Regions from separate parts of the Mus musculus genome. Here region 1 is linked to region 2. A link is a loop called in an ENCODE intact Hi-C map of the cell type or tissue named here. Cell type or tissue: gastrocnemius. All regions are shown on one strand. Links, peaks and the distances in the headings refer to the core of each region. The heading gives the core; the rest is flanking DNA.

Evidence for each region. A loop is a pair of places that touch in the nucleus more often than their neighbours do. Peaks named below come from ENCODE experiments on the same cell type or tissue, not always from the same donor. Only the 100,000 strongest peaks of a DNase experiment are listed, where the experiment ranks them.
Region 1: a loop joins it to region 2, with 5 times the contacts of the local background. A loop is called at or near these places in 15 of 42 quality-filtered maps.

The regions. Positions count from the first base shown.
Region 1 is chr1:81,587,834-81,596,690 of GRCm38, reverse strand. No RefSeq gene overlaps it. Among named protein-coding and RNA genes, the nearest start is that of Nyap2, 510 kb to the right of the region's middle. In gastrocnemius, for the core only: a CTCF peak has its summit at 4,877 (motif pointing left); DNase peaks (open chromatin) are centred at 2,670 and 2,907; H3K4me3 peaks cover 1,061 bases; H3K27ac peaks cover 616 bases.
Region 2 is chr1:82,290,864-82,299,720 of GRCm38, reverse strand. It overlaps Irs1 (insulin receptor substrate 1), which reads left to right and starts at 8,282. Exons shown (of 2, transcript NM_010570.4): 1 at 8,282-8,857. In gastrocnemius, for the core only: CTCF peaks have their summits at 5,398 and 7,977; DNase peaks (open chromatin) are centred at 5,442, 6,717, 8,185 and 8,416; H3K4me3 peaks cover 2,336 bases; H3K27ac peaks cover 2,590 bases.

The DNA.
Region 1 (8,857 bases), core at 556-8,555, 700 kb after region 2:
CAGCTAACCAGCTCTGCTATCACCCAGGCCAAGAACCAAGGCTCAAACCACCTCAAAATCTGTATCATCTCTGAATGGTTGGGGTGTAGGACATGTGAAAGGGACAGTTCTGCTGTTCCAAAGCTGTAGGATCTCCATGACACGGGGCAACGACAGGAGAACTGGAAGGATTCCCAATGAGGATCCAATATTGATGATGTCACAGAAACGAGAGATCTTGAACCAGACCAGTGACTCACTGCAATGAACATTTGCAAGTGAGGCTGTGTGGACAGAGGGAGATACTATGGGGCACATTGTGACATACTACAGCTCCCTCAATGAGATGTTTTCTATGTTTTGATGTTGTTGTTGTTTGTGTTTGTGTGTGTTTTTTTTTTTAATTGGGGGGAAGTTTCAAGGGTGAGGGGTATCCACCCTTGAATGAGGGGATGGGGAGATGAGGAGGACTAGGGTACATAATGGAAAACTCACAAGGAATTAATAAAAAGTTTTAAAACATGATGAGTGTAATGCGTTTTAAATGAACATCGATATTACATCTCTGTAAATATCTTAGAATCACAGAATCGCACAAGTTGAATTTGGTGATGTATGAATCATATCTCAATGATTTTTAAATCTGTGTTGTGTGTAAGAGTAGGCAAGAACGTGCTATGATGACTAACTGCTCTTTTTTTTTTTTTTTTTTTTTTTTTTTTTTTTACTGAAGAGGCATTTTATTGTCCATGATGACTGTCTTACGACGGAAACACTTACAAGGAAAATCACACAAATCCACAGAGGGACAGACTCAGAGAGGCACAGGGACTAACTGCTCGTATATGGTTTTCCCAATCGCCTATTAGAAATCAGACTCAGTCTCATTCTTGTCAAACTAAATGTTGTTTGGAGTATAGACTTCTCAGATGTAAAAGTCTGTCATCATCTTGAATTTTCACATCCAAGAAAACTTAAATTTTGGAGACATTGGAATGAGGTAAGGTTTCCTATCTGTGTTCTATCGGTCATGAAAGTTTGATCACACAAATTCGATGTCATTTTAATTACAATTGAGTGGAAGCTACTTCTCACAAGTTGTCTTCAATATCAATTAGATTTATTTAATTCTGAGATTAGTATGAGCTTATCTGTAAAAGGCCATCATATGCATCCCTTTACAGACACAACAAAGCCTTTAAAGAAAAAAAAAAGTGGATTCTCATTACTTTGTTAGCATGTTGGTGCTCCGAGCAAATGAAAGTTCTCGGATGCAGAGCATCCCTGATGAAGAGCATCCTCTGCAGGCTTCCCCTGCCCCCCGGAACCCTTGACTTCCTGACAAACACTTTGCAGAGAAGGAAAAATACCAAGGCTTCTTCTTGGCTTTGATTTCTCTGCAGCAGGATGCCTTAGACGGAATGTGCTCTCCAAGTGTACAAGGAACTTTCACGGGGGTCGGGGGTGGGGCATCGCTGAGGACCTGCTTTCTGCTCTCCTCTCTTTGCATCTTAGGGATGCAATCTAAACTACCCTTGAAGGGATGGCAGTGACATCTCTCTGAAGTTCCCCTAAACAGGAATTCTGGGAAAGTCCTCTCAGGACCAACAAGAGTGTTCCTACAATGGGCATCCTCCAGATAACACTGGTTTCTCAGTATTGAGAACCCAAGGACCGGCTCTCTGAGTATGTGTTTGTTTCAGGAGCAAAGGCACCCCTACTCCCCACCCCCTACCCCCACCCCACTCCAGTTTTCTGCTGTCTGTCAGCTCTCTTAGCCTCTTCATTCCTCCCTTCTGTCTAGACCCAGGGGACCAGAAAGGAGACTGTGGCAGTCTCTAAGAATACAGTATAACAGGTAAAGCTATTTGTTTGGTTAATTTCTCTCAGTTCAGTTAGGTCGTTTGGTCATCATCATGGTACTCTTGTATTTTATAAAGAACTGCCAGCTCCCAACAACACTCTCTTTCTTCCCACTGGAAACAGAAATATGTCCTCTTCAGGAATTTTCCACTTAACAGCCCTGGCTTCCCCAGCTGTAGCCTCACACACCAACCTGCAATGCTGTATTTATTTCCACTGCAGTTTGTCGGTTTTCGTCTTTCTTTCTTTCTTTCTTTCTTTCTTTCTTTCTTTCTTTCTTTCTTTCTTTCTTTCTTTCTTTCTTTCTTTCTTTCTTTCTTTCTTATCCAGCACAATGAGTGGTATTCAGTCATTTTAAAGCCACTCAACCACCCCCTACATCTTAGCTCTTTTTAAAATAATGCATACTTTCGAACAATGTCAGGGAGAGCCAGAAGCTTTTAAGCGACATTACAGTTAATTAGTTATGTCGCCATCACAGAATCATCAGCATTCTGGTCGTCAACTCTCCCCTCTTCTTCCCTCCCCTCCCCATTCTACCCCATAATTTTCTCATCCCAGACCCCTTTCCTGTCCTGTAAATACATTAAAGACAAACCTCACGGTCCATATTCTTTTCTCCCAATTGTTTACTTTTGCAAATTATTTCACTTGAGCAATATTTACAAACTATACAACAGGCCTGACGCGATGATAAGAGAGGAGACAGATTGCTTATAATCTCCGCTATAAACCAGGAAGAGAGCTTGCAAATGTGTTCCCAGCCCTGCATCAGCAAAGGCTTGCAGCTGAGCCCGATCTCAGCGCCACTCCCCACCACTCAAACGCTGACTGCAAAATTGGGGGCCCCTAATGCCAGCCCAAGGAGTTCCTGGGAGGGAGGAGGCATCCCAAGTCTCTAGTCAATGCAGGGAAACGAGGGCATTTAGGGGAGATCAGTTGCTGGTTAAGTTACAGGGACATGATGCTAGCCTTCTCTGATGAAGATTGTAGGATCCGTGACCACAAAAGCCTGCAGTGCGGAGCTCTGCGGAGTCTGCGACTAGCAGAAGGAGGAGGAGCCAGGAGGAGCCTCCCCAGTCTGGCAGGGTGGTAGCTTCTCAGACAGTCTGGCCTAGGGGCGTCACAGGAGCACAGCTGAGTGTCTGTAGAAGGAACTAGAATTTCGAAGATATAGAGAGGGGGGAAGAAGAGAGGAGTTTGTTCAAGCTGGGAGGGCGGGCCCCAGGGGGCGTATGCAACAAAAGAAGAAATAGATTGCAGCCTTGCGGGACACCTAGGGTATTTCTTTCAGGGGGCATTACTTCCACTTTTAGGCAGGAACAAGAGCTGGGAGGCAAACAGCAGCACAAGCTGACAGCTCCAAGGTGATCAAAGGGGACAGAATGAATGTCTTGCTCTCAGAGCTATTTATTACAAAGAGAGGGGTGCTCCTGGCCACGCTGAAGGGGAGAGGGATTAAGATCAACTAGAAAGAGACCGGCCTGTGCCTGGCTCCTTTATGTAGGAGCGGAAAATGGGCATGTATATTTTAATATATGGATATTTAAGTGTAGTTGCATTTGAAGAATGGTATTCAGTACAGGTTTAGTCCTCTCCATGGACACCACACACACACACACACACACACACACACACACACACACACACACACACCAGCAGCAGCAGCAGCAGAAGCACCACCCCACCACCATCACCACCACCTCCACTACCACCTATATGATATCCTTATGACTATAGAGGAAAATTCTACCTCCCACTCCCAAATGTTACTGTACTTATTAAACCGTCTCAGCATCCTAAAATGAATGGCCCAGGACTGGGACATTTTTATCCAGACACACCCCCAAAGGGACACTAGCTAACTTTCTTGGGTGTAATTAACCTTAAGCATCAAGTACACACACACACACCACACACACACACACACACACACACACACACACACACACACACACACTTCCGTGATTTGGGGAGAATCTGTCTTTTTCTAAGGGCAACAGAGCAAGGTGTAAAAATACCCTTCTATATTTTAGACAAGAAATGCCTACCTATCCAGGAGGCCTGTATGTGGGTCCTCCTTAACATTTGGGCAGAGCTCTATATGCCTTGCAAACTTCAGCATGAGGCTTGGTCCCACAACAAAGGCATGGGAAGCAAAGAGACTTCCTGGGCATTAGGTGCAGTCTCCAGAAATACAACGTAGCTGTCTAAAAAGTCTTGCCTGATGTGGAACACACTTTTGTACACGATAATGTGGACCTATGTGTATGCCCACAGCTTTGTCTGCCTCTTTACACTAAAAGTTTACAAGGCAAAACAATTTAACAGCAACAAACAGACTAGCTTTTACCCAAATTCAATATAAAACAATGGCATCTTCCATGAGATCCCACTTGCTCCAAATTATTCCTTTCCCCAGAAGGAGTAAATTTTATGCTATGATCATATGCACCTTATTTTTGTGTACATATATGGAACCATATAACATTTAAACATCTTAATTCCAAATATATATAACTTGATTTTTGTGTATTTATGAGACAGATTTTAAACATCTAAATTCCATATATATATGACGATTTTATGTATTTATGAGACAGAAAGTTTTTATATCGGAAGCTATAAATATGTCTAATTCTTTACACAGCTACACTGTATTTTGTGATGTCTAGTTTTTATTAATATTATAAGTAATGCTGAAACTGATTCTTTAGAAATTTTTGAAATGCATATTGGAACTCTATGAAGGCCACATGCACTAGAATCATGTTAATTTTTAACTTAATAGATACCATCAAAACACTTCTCAGAAGGACCAAGACACAACTTGCATGTGCCTAGACTTTTTCATTTATGTGTTCTCAAATGATACCTCAGTTTAAAAAGCACTTCCAGGTCTGGAACGATGGTTCAGTGGGTAAGATGACAGTCCGGTTCTCCAGGTCAGGATGCAGGCTTAGTTCCTAGTACTCACCTGATGACTAACCAGTTTATAACTCCTGTTCCTGGGATCTGGCACTCTCTTCTGGCCTTTGCGGGCACTACATGCACATGGAACACAGACATAGATGCAGACAAAGCAGCCATGCACAGAAACAAAAATAAATCTCAAAATGATTAAAAATGCACTGTCAATTTTTAAGGAAAAAATTATCTCAGGTTTCTTCCAGATTTTTTTTTCTGATTACGATTGTGTTTAACAAAACTTACTTATTGACGTGTGTGTGTGTGTGTGTGTGTGTGTGTGTGTGAATTTTCTGTTCACACATTTGCCCATTACACTCAATATGTTGCATACTATATCTTCTAGCTGTGTTCCTCCTTCGACTGTGTGGGTACAGAGGGCTGCCTTCTCAGTTTAATGTTGCTTTGGCTATTTTCCTCATTTGATGAAAAGCTACTTACTCCAAAACATACTATGTCCTCCCAGTAGCTAGTGCCCAATGATTAATTGGGATGTGTATAAATAAATACCCAGATAGGGAGCATTATAACTATCCTATATTTTCCACAGACATTCCAAATTTTCCTTCCTCTACTGAGACAGATAAGCTACTACCATTAATAGCACACAACCTTTGATTTTCATATTGTACCAGAGTATTCTATTACGAGAGAATAGATTGAATCCAAGTAGAGATAAAAGATAAAATGTCTAATATTAATTGTGTAAAATAAGTTATAAATGGATGATTAAAAAAACACATACATTTTTAAATAAAATTTGCACTGCATGTATTCTTAGAAAATTATTTTAATTAATTTAAACAGGTACTTTTGCCATTTATTCTATACATTTAAATGGGTGAATAAATAAAGCACACATTTACTGTAAAGTGCATTATATGCACATTACACATGGATATGTGTGAGTATATACACATGTTATATATTTGATAGATCAAACTTTTCATACACAATTATACACATATTGTTTTAACCTGTTCTTAAACGAGGTATCTACAAAAAGCTGTTTACATTATTTTGTTATGGTAAATTTATGCAATATAAGCTTATTTAAATAAACCTGAATGCTTGTTTCTATCACTGTTTATAAAATCATTCACTATTCATGAATATCAAAAGGACAAGTGAGTGTTCTCTCAGTGTTTTTTTCCATAATGCAATGCCTTCTTTAATATACAACTTTGTTAAATGTCATTTTTAATGTATATATCCCGAGTTGTCAATATGGGTATAAGTAAGTTAGTTTAAACCTTTATTCCTGGAGCAAAAGTGCTCAGAGCATGAAGAGCTGTTGTTATCTACAAAATGACTTTCTGTTGTTGTTATTGTGGAACTGATAGATTTGGGGTTAAGTTTCTTTACCCACTGAAAAGGTATAATTTTCCTTTGGAAAATTTAATGAAATCTATTCATGTTACTTGGAGAACAGAAATCTATTCCAAGACATGGTATATTCTCTCTTTTTTTTCTTTCTTTTTTTCTTTTTCTTTTCTAGAAAACATGAAGGTAAAATCTCAACCATACTTTGTACAGAGGATGCTAATGGACTTTTGTTCCTATCCTATGCAACTTCAGGTCTCACTCAATAGAGTGTACCAGCCAAGGCCCATATGTGAGGGTATGTGGTGGAAGTAACGTGCATCAGAGAGGCACAATGAACTACTTATTCCACTTCTGCTTTAGAGCCCCTTAGGATGCTTCACGGTGGAGCTATGTTGGCAGACCTGCAATCTGTTCAGCACCTTTCTCAGAGACCATGCGTCCTGTTAAAGCTTAGAATGCACTCACTGTTCTCAAAAGACTGATATGGGTGGGTAGGGAAGTAGGAGGGAGGGTATGGGGCACTTTTGGGATAGCATTGGAAATGTAATTGAGGAAAATACGTAATAAAAATATTTTTAAAAAGACTGATAAGCAGAGCAGCGAAACAGACTGTGGAACATGGAGGAGTACTGTGGCAATGGGGGGAACATGCAAAGGAAGAGTACACAAGAGACAAATCTTAAAAGCCCAATCAGCACTGTCTATCACAGTGAAGACTGTAGAGCAGGTGTGCCTTCCATCCCAGATGCAGATGTTCACTGTGGTTGCTTGAATCTTCTAGTTTTATGCTGGTTTCCTTAATCTTGCTAAATTTTAATATAGTACATCCTATTATTTAACCCCTCAACTTACATGAGAGAAACTAGTTATACGGGTTCAAGTACCTGTCTACTGATGTAATTGCTTACAGACATCCTCATGTAGAGAATCCACCACAATTCTAAAGACAGCACACATTATCCAATGTACCATATAGCCATTATGACCCACAAAGAGGTAAGGTTTTTGATAGGGTCATTTGTAAGGGCTCCAGAGTTACAATATTGGGTTATTTTTTAATAAAGACAGTTTGAAAATGAGATTGAGAAATTAAACCCTACTCTGGTGATAACATAGAACATCACCAAAGGTTTGAAAGCAGAAGACCATCCTAGAAGAGGCAGAATTTCAGAAATATTCCTGGGATAAGTTGGGTACTTAGACTAGCTAAAATCCTCTTAGAGTGTTGACCACAAGAATAAACACCTAAGACACTTCAGGACCCGCAGAGGTTTTCTTTGCAGGTAAAACAGAAGGAAGGCTATGCACACGCTAGAGCATCATTTAAGGATGCAAAATAGTGCATAGAAACACAATAGATAATAACATACACATATGATTTGTTGATCACATATAAAATTCCAGGTACTAGGGCAAAAACATGGAAAACATTATTCATAATTCCCACAAACCCCAATCGTGATGGTTCATGTTGTCAGACTGGCAGTCTAGAATCACAGAAGAGACCACCCCAGGTGTAGTATGCCTATGAGTGATTGTATAGGCTAACTTAACCAAGGGCAGAAAGACTTCCCCCTTCACTGAGTGTAGTACTGTTCCATTGGTTAGGGTCCTGAACTGAAGAGAAAGGAGAAAGCAAGCTGAGCAAGAATATTTATCTTTCCCTCTTTCCTGACTACATAGCCTGCACCCAGCAACTCCCACTTGTGGCTTCCAGCCATGAGACAATTATCTCTTTAAACCATGAACAAAAGTAGACTTTTGTTTCCTTACTGTTGTTGTTGTTGTTTTTAATCACAGCAACATGAAAGTTGACAAATAAATGTACTCAATCATTGTTCTTATTATGATATGACTTATAGATGTGGTTATAGATTATAATATCACAGGAATAAGTCAACTAGCAGCTGGCCAACAAACAGAACAGCTAAGATGACTTTTGGATGGCTTGTTTCCAGACTTTACATTCTGGTGTCCATTACTCGAAATCAGTACCCCCTGGACCATCCTGGTCTTAGTGTTTGCTTGTAAATCCCTGTGTGGTTGACAACATTCTAACTTCTGTCAACTCTCCATTTCTCCACTGGGATCAGGGACTTTAGATGGTGTGCCTGTGTGAAAACATGTGTTGCTTTAGGATGGATGGGTCTACAGTTGTGTGGATGCAAGTGGGGGTGCCTCAGTAGAGGAAATACACAAGACAGTTTTTTTGTCCAGATTAACTTGACAATCAGAATTGTGTTAGACACTAGAAGATACCAACCTGAAAACCCGAAGAGCTTTCCAAGGTCATGGATGATTAGCTGTGCCAAAGTTCAAGTTCACACTACTGACCCATCAAACGTGCTTTCAAACCTTTTAGGTTCATATTTTCTGGTACAATGGCTGCTACTCATCTTGTAGGTGGTAATGCTAATTGAAACCACACCACAGGGCAGATCAAAATAAGCCAGCCAGGGTTTGCCACGGAAAAACGCACCCAGCAGGATGGCCTCTTTGTTCCTTTTAAATGAACTAGTTCAAAAAAAGGCATTGGCTGCAGATCATTATCCGTTAATGTATGCATCTCCCTTTTCCTCCTCACCCTCCACTCTGATATTCTTGTGGATAAATAAAAGAGCTGCAGTTCTCCTGTAAACTGCATAATTGGGCTTAATATGCAGACGTGACATTTCTGGGCATATACGTTTTCTACACTAATAAGATCTGTACTCGCAACGTT
Region 2 (8,857 bases), core at 661-8,660:
TCACAATAGAATTTCTGGGACAAATAAAATATGCTTTGGAAATTTGCATAGCTCTTCTTCAACTGTCCTCTGAAGGGGAGGATATAGTTTGTATAGTTGCTACACCATAGAGAGTGTGGAAAGTTATTTCTGTTTCATATAAATCCGTAAGAAATCCATAGGTTTTCTTAGCCAGTTTCCCCATGGTTCTAGAAAGCTACAGGTTATACTCATTCTTCTTTATCTTTTACTCTTGAATTTATCCAGATTTATCCAGATCCTTCAGACCTACACAACCATGCACTTGCAAAGAACAACCATGCACTTGCAAACAACTAAATTTTAAGGGAAATTTAAATGTGTGCAGAATGGGGAGGATGACTACTAAAGGGAGGCTGGACAGTTCTGGATACCTGAACTGTCTTATATGTATGCCTTATTGTCGTCAGTCTCAAGGATGCTAACTCTATATGATTCAAATATTTTTCATTGTGGGCTTGTGTCTCCCACTGCTCTTAAAATTGTGAAGCTTTGCATAAATTGTACCAAATTATAAATTGCAAACTCCAAATATTGCATATTTTCAGCTGGCCACTTATGACTACTCAGTGTCCTCCTACCTGTTATTGGATGGAATTCAGTGGAGAAATTATGGTTTATTTGGAGACAAGGGTGTCCTGGAACACACTATGTAGGCCAGAGAGGGCCTTGACCTCCTGTGTGATCTTCTTGCCACTTGCTGAGGTTGCAGGTGTCTGTCACCACAGTCTCCAGCTCTCATAGGAGAAGTCAGAAAGCATTGACCAGACATCTAAAGAAATCATTCCCTCCAAACTTCAGGAAGTTGGAAATCCTTCGTTTCTCTCTCTATCACTTCACTTTAGGGGACACTTCTAGAATAATCCTATCTCCCACCCACAGTACTTAGGTATTTGGTGGGGCCCCCCTTGATGCTGTCCATGGTCCTGAACACCTTGGGTTCCTTCTCAGAGTCCTTTAATGAGAAGTAAAAGAAACAAAATAAAAGGCAGAAAGTGGAGAGGTTGTTGAGAGAAAAAGGGTTTCTTTTTTATTTTGTTTTTTGGTGTTTTTGTTTGTTTGCTTGAAATTTTTAAATCCTCTCACTTACTAATAAATATGCCATAGCTGACTGGAAAAAATTAAAAGACTTAATGATCTTAAGTCCATATTCATCTTTTTAACTTCAGTCTCCTGTGTAAATTGGTTCTCATTACCTCAGCTTGGAACTTCTCATCCTCCCCCACCTCCTCACCTCCTCCTTTTCTCTCCCCCCATAACCTGGTTTTTCGAGACAGGGTTTCTCTGTGTATCCCTGGCTGTCCTGGAACTCACTCTTTAGACCAGACTGGCCTCGAACTCAGAAATCCGCCTGCTTCTGCCTCCCAAGTGCTGGGATTAAAGGCGTGTGCCACCACTGCCCAGCAACCTTTCAATCTGTAATAGCTTCAGAAAGTGGCTACAAATTGTTTAACACTTGTCCCATCAAAACTATGACCTAGGCTCCTTTCGCTTTACTATGCCTGGGACTGATTCTTTTGAACTAATAGGGTGCATGTGTGCAGTGGCTATGAAGCCCTGTGACCTGTGAGTGGTCTCCTAAAAGTGGCACAACTTCTGCTTGGTTCTATTGCAAAATCCACTTTCTAAAAGCTCCCTTTGGGATACCTCCTTGAGGATCCAGTTTCTATACTGTGAAGGGTCTGAGACATCTCCAATGAAAGTACTCAGCTTGAGTCATCTTAGTCACCCAAGCCCAGGTAGCAGACATATGTATGAAGAACTTTTAAAAGGTCCCGGACTTCAGCCATTCAAACAAGTCATTTGAACTCGCTCAGCTCAGACTTCTAGATTTCATGAAGCAGAAAACAGTTATCCCCACGCAGAGCTGTCTGAATTCCTGACTCACACACTCCAAAAGCACAGAAAAAAATGGTTCTTTTATTATATTTTCTAAAAGTCAGTTTAACCCAGAAACAAAAAATTTGATGCATACTTTCAGTTGATGAAAAAGTCCTCTTCAGGTACATGAATAAAAATCCTTATTCTCACCTTTACTTATTATAACAATGTGTTTAATACGTATTTTTCTGTGATTTACAGTAAAATTTTTTAAATTTTTTGATTTTTTGGAATTCCCACTTGTTTATATAATGTATAATGACTATATCCAGCCTCCACTACTTCCTTTATCTCCCCTTTGCCTTCCAGCTCCTTCTCCTCCAAGCTTCATGTCTACATTCTATTCTTATTTCTTGCAGTGAGTACCTCTTGGTTCCAGTTAGTGCAGCTCTTATATATGTAGGTGTGTGGCAACTTTCCAAAGACCACGCCCCCCAAAAGAAAGTGATTCTCTTTTTCTCAGTACTCATTTACTGCCGGTAGCTCTTCAGCTAGGAGTGGGAGGTGATGAGACCTGGTCCACTCTGTGCTAAAGTGTCAACTGGCTTGATTTTATGCTGGTAACCAAAGCTGCTCTGAATTCATGTGTGCCCTTCCTTTCTCACTGCCTGCTCTTACATTCTTTCTGCCCCATCTTTCTAGAAGCTTCCCGATCCTTGAATGGTGAGAGGCTGATGCAGATGACCCACTCACAGCTGAGCATCCAGAGTTATTTATATTCAGAAATTGATGGCAAAAAAGTTTAAGGTCACTGAAGCAGACTTGTAACAGTTCCTGAAGATCTAACTTGCATGCATCTTATAATGTCCCCGTGAATATGGTTTTAAACATAGGCTAACTCTCTGTTGGTTTTCGTGTCCCAGCATCCCTTCATCCCCTGATAATGGAAGTGGAACATGAAACAAGTCCGCATGAAATCATGGAGGACTTTAGGAAGGTGATGTGGGCTGGAGAAAGTTTTGACTTCAGTGACTCGCTAGGTGATTCTGATGTCAGATACTCTGCCTGGAGTTACACTGCACATTACCGCACACAGCCACATAATTTCAATACCTGAAGTTCAGAGAAGCTCTCTCCTGCCTAAACCAAAGAAGCTAATATCTCTGAGCCTTTAGTTAGTGATTAGCCCCAATTTGAGAAATTTTGAGGAGTCAACTTTGATTTTTTTTTAATATCAAAGAAGAGAGAAGACATACTTGCTAGCTTTAGAGTTAAGGAGAGAGTTTGAGGAGAAGCAAGAGTGTGGAGGTGAGTTTAAGATGCTGTACGGGGTGCTGTGTGTCTAGACCCTACCTGCAGAGGAGACAGCACATCTATAAAATTCAACCAACTATTTGAAAGGCAGTTTGGGTATCAAATTTTAGACTGAGCACACTGTAGCAGAACAACAACAACAACAACAACAACAACAACAACAACAACAAATGATACTGAGTGGAGCTGGCTTCATTCTCTGCCCCCACTGGTAATCCCAGATACTTGGGAGACTGAGGCAGATTACAAACCTGAAGTCTGGACTACAATGAGTTCAGGGTCAACAGAGCACCGGAGTAAGTCTCTGTTCTGAAATGAGTTACAAGAGGACTGAGAACCCAGACAGGAGACTCTGGATTCAATGTCCAGTCCTGGGTTCTGGTTCCCAACTGCAAAGCCAAAGGAGTGGCCTTGTTTAAGCTAGAGGACTGAATGACAGACTCTCCATTTCTACTGAAGACAACTGAAAAGAAATTAAAATATCATAGTTAAAATAAAGATGCACAGAACGGGTAGAGAGAGGGCTCAGTGGTTAAGAGCATTTGCTGCTCATACAGAGGACCTGGGCTCAGTTTTAGGCACCTACATGGTGGCTCACAACCATGTATATCTTCAGCTCCTGAGTTCTAATGTCCATTTCTGACCTCCATAGGTATCTCCATGCACTAAGGCACCCATGCTTACATATACATTCACGTACAGTTCTAGAAAGATGCAAAGAAAATTAAAATGAAAAAGGAAATAAAGACTATTTAGAAATATGCCATGCTTGATCTTCCCTCCGGAAAAACAGCATCAACCAGTACAATTCCTGAAATGGAAGAATTAAATCATGGCATTGAGTTTTTACTTTCCCTTTCCCCAATTTCATCCATTTGCCTATTTCCTGCTTTGATAGAAACCAAATGATGAAAGTTTTGACATTTTTGAAGGGATTAATATATTTCTGAAATCCTGGGTTAGCACTCCATGCTTTTACCCTCCGTGAATTCCCCGGATACGGAGTGAAATCCAGACCGAGAGTAGAGATGGATTCTCACCAGCCGATTGCCAGAAATTGACTTTTCTCAAAGCTGCTGTGAGATGCACCCAAGCGTGGGTCATTGCCTGCTCCACCCAGCTGTAGTGAACCCAGAGATAGAGACCTTTATTAGGTAAGCTGTATGTTTCTGTAATTCGGTAGCAGCTAATTAAAAATTTCCCCTTTGTGTGTAAGCCAATATTGCTTAAAATTCTGCATAAGTAGGAGTCTCTTCATATTGCTTTAGATGAGGGTATTTTTTCACTACAAGTTGTTTTGGGGCTGGGAGGAGGTCAGAAATCTGCAATATTTTAATTACATCATGGAAAGAATAGCTCTCCACGCTTGATACCAGTGATTGAATAGAGAAGTCCCCAAACAGTGAGAGCTCAGTTAAGTAGAATGTTTATTGCCCTTGTTCTCTTTAAGCTTGCATAGAGCTGTGAAGTGAGTACTCTGCTTGCATCTCATAGCATCTCACTGTTGTGCCTTTCAATCCATCATCAGAAATAGGAGTCTGTGGAATCAGCAGCACTGAGAACATGGTAACTACAGAGACCTCTCGCCTACCTATGGGAACCTGCTCAAGCAGGACCTTTATTTTATTTATTTATTTATTTATTTATTTATTTATTTATTTATTTATTTTAAATCCTGGGGCGGGAGAAGCCTCAATATAGCAGATTCAATTATTTTGTATTGTTGATCCCCAAACTGCAAGAATGTATCTCATATGGTTTGGGTGGCTTTGCAGAGGAGGCTTTCAAATATCTGCAACTATGCAGATATAGTAAAATAATGCAATCCTTCAATTTAAAAAAAATCCATGAGTTTTCATTTTCCTTTAAGCATTGTTCCAAATTGCCACAATTAACTGAGTTTCCAGTGGTTTCTGTAGTGATGACCTATTTGTATTAAGGAACATGTCTACTGATACATACATATATATATATATATACCAATGTATATGTACATCATATATGTATCTAATAACTGACATTTTTATATGATTTTCTTGGTAACATCATACACTGGCCATTTTCCTATTTTAACAGTAATTGTAGATATGTTAATCAAATATGCACCGAAGACACGTAAAATTTTAATTCTCACTATCATGACTGTATTGAAGACATCAATATGTCAATTTAGTTCTGGCAGCGCTTCTAGTCAATGTTTTAAAATGCAGACAGCATTCCTTTATTCATTGCGCAAGTGGTTTCTAGCTGTCCTAGAGATGGCAGCATTGAGCAACTTATTTGGTAATTGGTTGCTTGCCTGTTCTGTGAATTTTCTCTTGGGTGTAAATTTTCATTACAATACACAAGACTAATTTAGCATAAGGTGACAGGATAATACACGTATCTGCTCAACACGACTTCACCTGAGTTCCACAAAAGCCTACCTTTCTCTTCTGTATATTTATGTGAATCAAATGTGAATTTGTATTCCTAGAGTTATCTCAAGCCATCAATTAAAAAAAAAGTACAAAGAACTGAACTTACTGTAGTATAGTTTGAACATTAGCTGCCTTTAAGATTTGTAATGAAACTCGAGTGAGTTGTGTGTGTGTGAGGGTATGTGTGTGTGTGTGTTAAACTTCACTGATTGGTGAGCAGTTTGTTACAACGATCTGGTTGTCTGTGTCTGTGTGTCTGTCTGTGTACATAACTGGGGATCCAATCCAGGGCCTTGGGCACCTCAGAGCAGATGGTCTACTTCTTCTTCAGTCAGAATAACATTACTTTTATATCATAAACACCCTAATGTTCTGTGAAGATGACTTATAAAAATCTTCCAAATTAAATTGTTTTTTTTGTTGTCTCCTCCTTCAAGAAAATACTTTCCTCCATAAAGGTACCTCCTTTTTCCCCCTCTCTCTTTTTTGTTTGTTCTTGGTTGGTGACAGAGGTCAGGAAGGAAGTAATTTTAAAAGTTAAAGTCTGGATTTGAAGTGCTTTCCTACATAATGCGAGGTCCCCTCCCTGTGGACTAATCTAGATTAAGCAGTTGCTAGACTAGACTAGCTGTTTATTCCCCCCCCCCCCCCACACACACACTGTTATTCTGCTACACTAACTTCAGATATCTCTAGTTGCTATCCTCCCAACCCCTAATGCATTTCAAATCTTTAGAGTCCTCTTCTTGCTATTGCAGTCTCCGTACCTTTTCCAAATTACTTGCTATTTATAGCCTTCCTGTAGTGGGCACATGTGCCCGCATCACCAAGCTGTCAGAGGGGAAAAATGAAGGCTATCAATTCAATGTGTACCGCATAATCCATTAACCAGGTTTAGGAGAAACTGCATGATAAAGGAGGTGAAAAGAGAAAACAGAGGCTCCTGAGCTTTCGAGAGGAGGTGACACCTACAGATGCGGAATACCCCAATTCAAGTACCGCAAGCATCTGAATGGCGCCAGTGCCTACATCTGTACCCTCTCCCTCTCTCCCCTTTACCGCATCTGTGCAAGACAGGAAAGACAGGCAACTCCACCAATCAGCAGGCTGCCCCAGGAACCTCACCCCGCCTCTCTAGCCGCATTATGCTGAGGCGCGCAGCCCCCTTTACCCATCCGCTCCTCCCCTACTCCAAGCCAGGCAGTCTAGTGGATTGAGCATGCCCAGCACCTTTACTGCTGCGTCTCACTGCAAACAACCTGCAGTGCTGGAGAGCGGGAGGCTGAGAGGGTTCCTGGCTTAGGAAAAGAGGTGGAAAACTAGAACCGCCCATGGCTAGAGTAGAATGGCTTTAAGCACTGGGAGCAACGTCACATTTGTAGGTCTTTAATGCCGGTTGGGCTAGACAGGGACACCCTGCTTGATTTATAGGTCATCTTAAAAAGAAAAAGAAAAAAAAAAACTTTGGGGAGCGTCTGCTTGTGGTGAGACTAAGAAATAGGCTTTGCAAAGAGGCTGCTGACCCGTTTTCATCAAGAAGTACCCATTTTCCTGTGCAGCCTAGCCACTTATCCTTGTCTCCCACTTATCCTTGTGGTCAAGGTTAAAAGTGTATAGGGTCGTCTAATGCTCGTGCAAACTATGAAACAAACATCTGCTAACATATACACAGTAAGGGTGTACACTTAGGAACTCTCTGAAGGTCCTTTACATCTTTAAAAAAAATCACAAATAGACTTACGAATGTGATAAGGGGTGCCAGGTTTCCTCCAGCCCCCGCCCCCCACCTTTTGCACTAACTAACCCTTAAGTGTGAATCCCTCTTCACCTGCATGAAGGAAGAGAAATGGTGACTTTTACATTTTATTTCCTTAGTGATCAGCGGCTAATAGTGCCAGGTGTGAGATCCCAGGTCGCGATTCCGAGAGACCCTAACCTAGCCAACAGTCATTGCCCTTGGGCGTCCCTCTCTGTTTCTTCCAGGTGCTTCACCACGGTACGTCCGGAGATTCCAGGTGGAAGACTGGCTCAGAAGTCCTTTAGAAAATCTTACAAAAATGTAGATCTCCCTACCAGGGCCTCTCACCCAGACACCGACATCCAGCTGCCTCCCGGGGGTCGCCTTTACCTGTTGGGTGAGAGCTAGCAGGTCACCCGCGTCCCCTCCGCCCCAGCGCCCCCACCCTCTCGGGGCTCTGCAGCCGCAGTGCACCCCCCCTCTCACTGCCCCCTCCCTCACTCCTGCGTCTTCCCCAGATCCCCCCCTCCCGTTTTCCCAGACTCCCCTCCTGCTTTCCGGTAGCCACCCAAACAAGCCTGCCCTCCCGCCGCGGGGATTCCTACGGGCCGGGGGCGCTCTGGGTGGCACGGGCGTGGGAGACACAGCGCCCCGGGCTCTGCCGGCCACGCAGGGGCGCTGCCCGAGCGCTGCAGCAAAGGGCCAGCGCGGGCGCCTCTGCGGCACGGCCAGGGGGTGGAGAGGGGCGGGCGTGGGGCGGGCTCGGCCCGGAATGTAGAGCGAGCAGGGAGAGGGAGAGAGACCCGGGCTGGAGCCTCCCGGCGGCGGCCAGGCTGCTGAGCGCAGAGGCTCCGTCACGTGTTTTGCTCCTCTGGAGTGAGACGGCGGCGCGGTCTGAAGAGGGCCAGCGCGCGGTGCCAGCCGCCGCAGCCGCCGCTTGTTTTGGTTGGGGCTCTCGGCAACTCTCCGAGGAGGAGGAAGGAGGAGGGAGGAGGAGGAGGGAGGAGAAGGAGGGAGGAGGAGAGAAGTAACTGCAGCGGCTGCGCCTCGGGAGGACCGGGCGTCTTCCCCGATCTCTTCCCAAACCTCCCCCGCTCCCCGCCTCCCTCCCTCGTCCCCTCCCCTCCTCCCTTGCGGACTGGAGCTAGGGGCAGGGATGAGCCTGTCCCTCTGGACCGTCCCCTGCTCCCCCAGCTGCCCAGTAGCGTTGCGCGTGGAAAAGCCACTTTCCCCGCCCGCCGAGATGGGCTCGAGTGCGGGCTGCAGAGGACGCGTCCTCGGGCGGCAGCAGCAGCAGCAGCAGCAGCAACAGCCGCAGCGCCGCGGTCTCTGCGATTGAGCTGGTATTTGGGCGGCTGGTGGCGACGGGGACGGTTGAAGGGTGGGAGGAGGCAGAGGAGGAGGAGGAGAAGGAGGAGGGAGAACCCGGTGCAACGTTGGGACTTGGCAGCCCGCCTCCCCCTGCCCAAGGATATTTAATTTGCCTCGGGAATCGCTACTTCCAGAGGGGAACTCGGGAGGGAAGGCGCGCGCGCCTAGAGAGCCA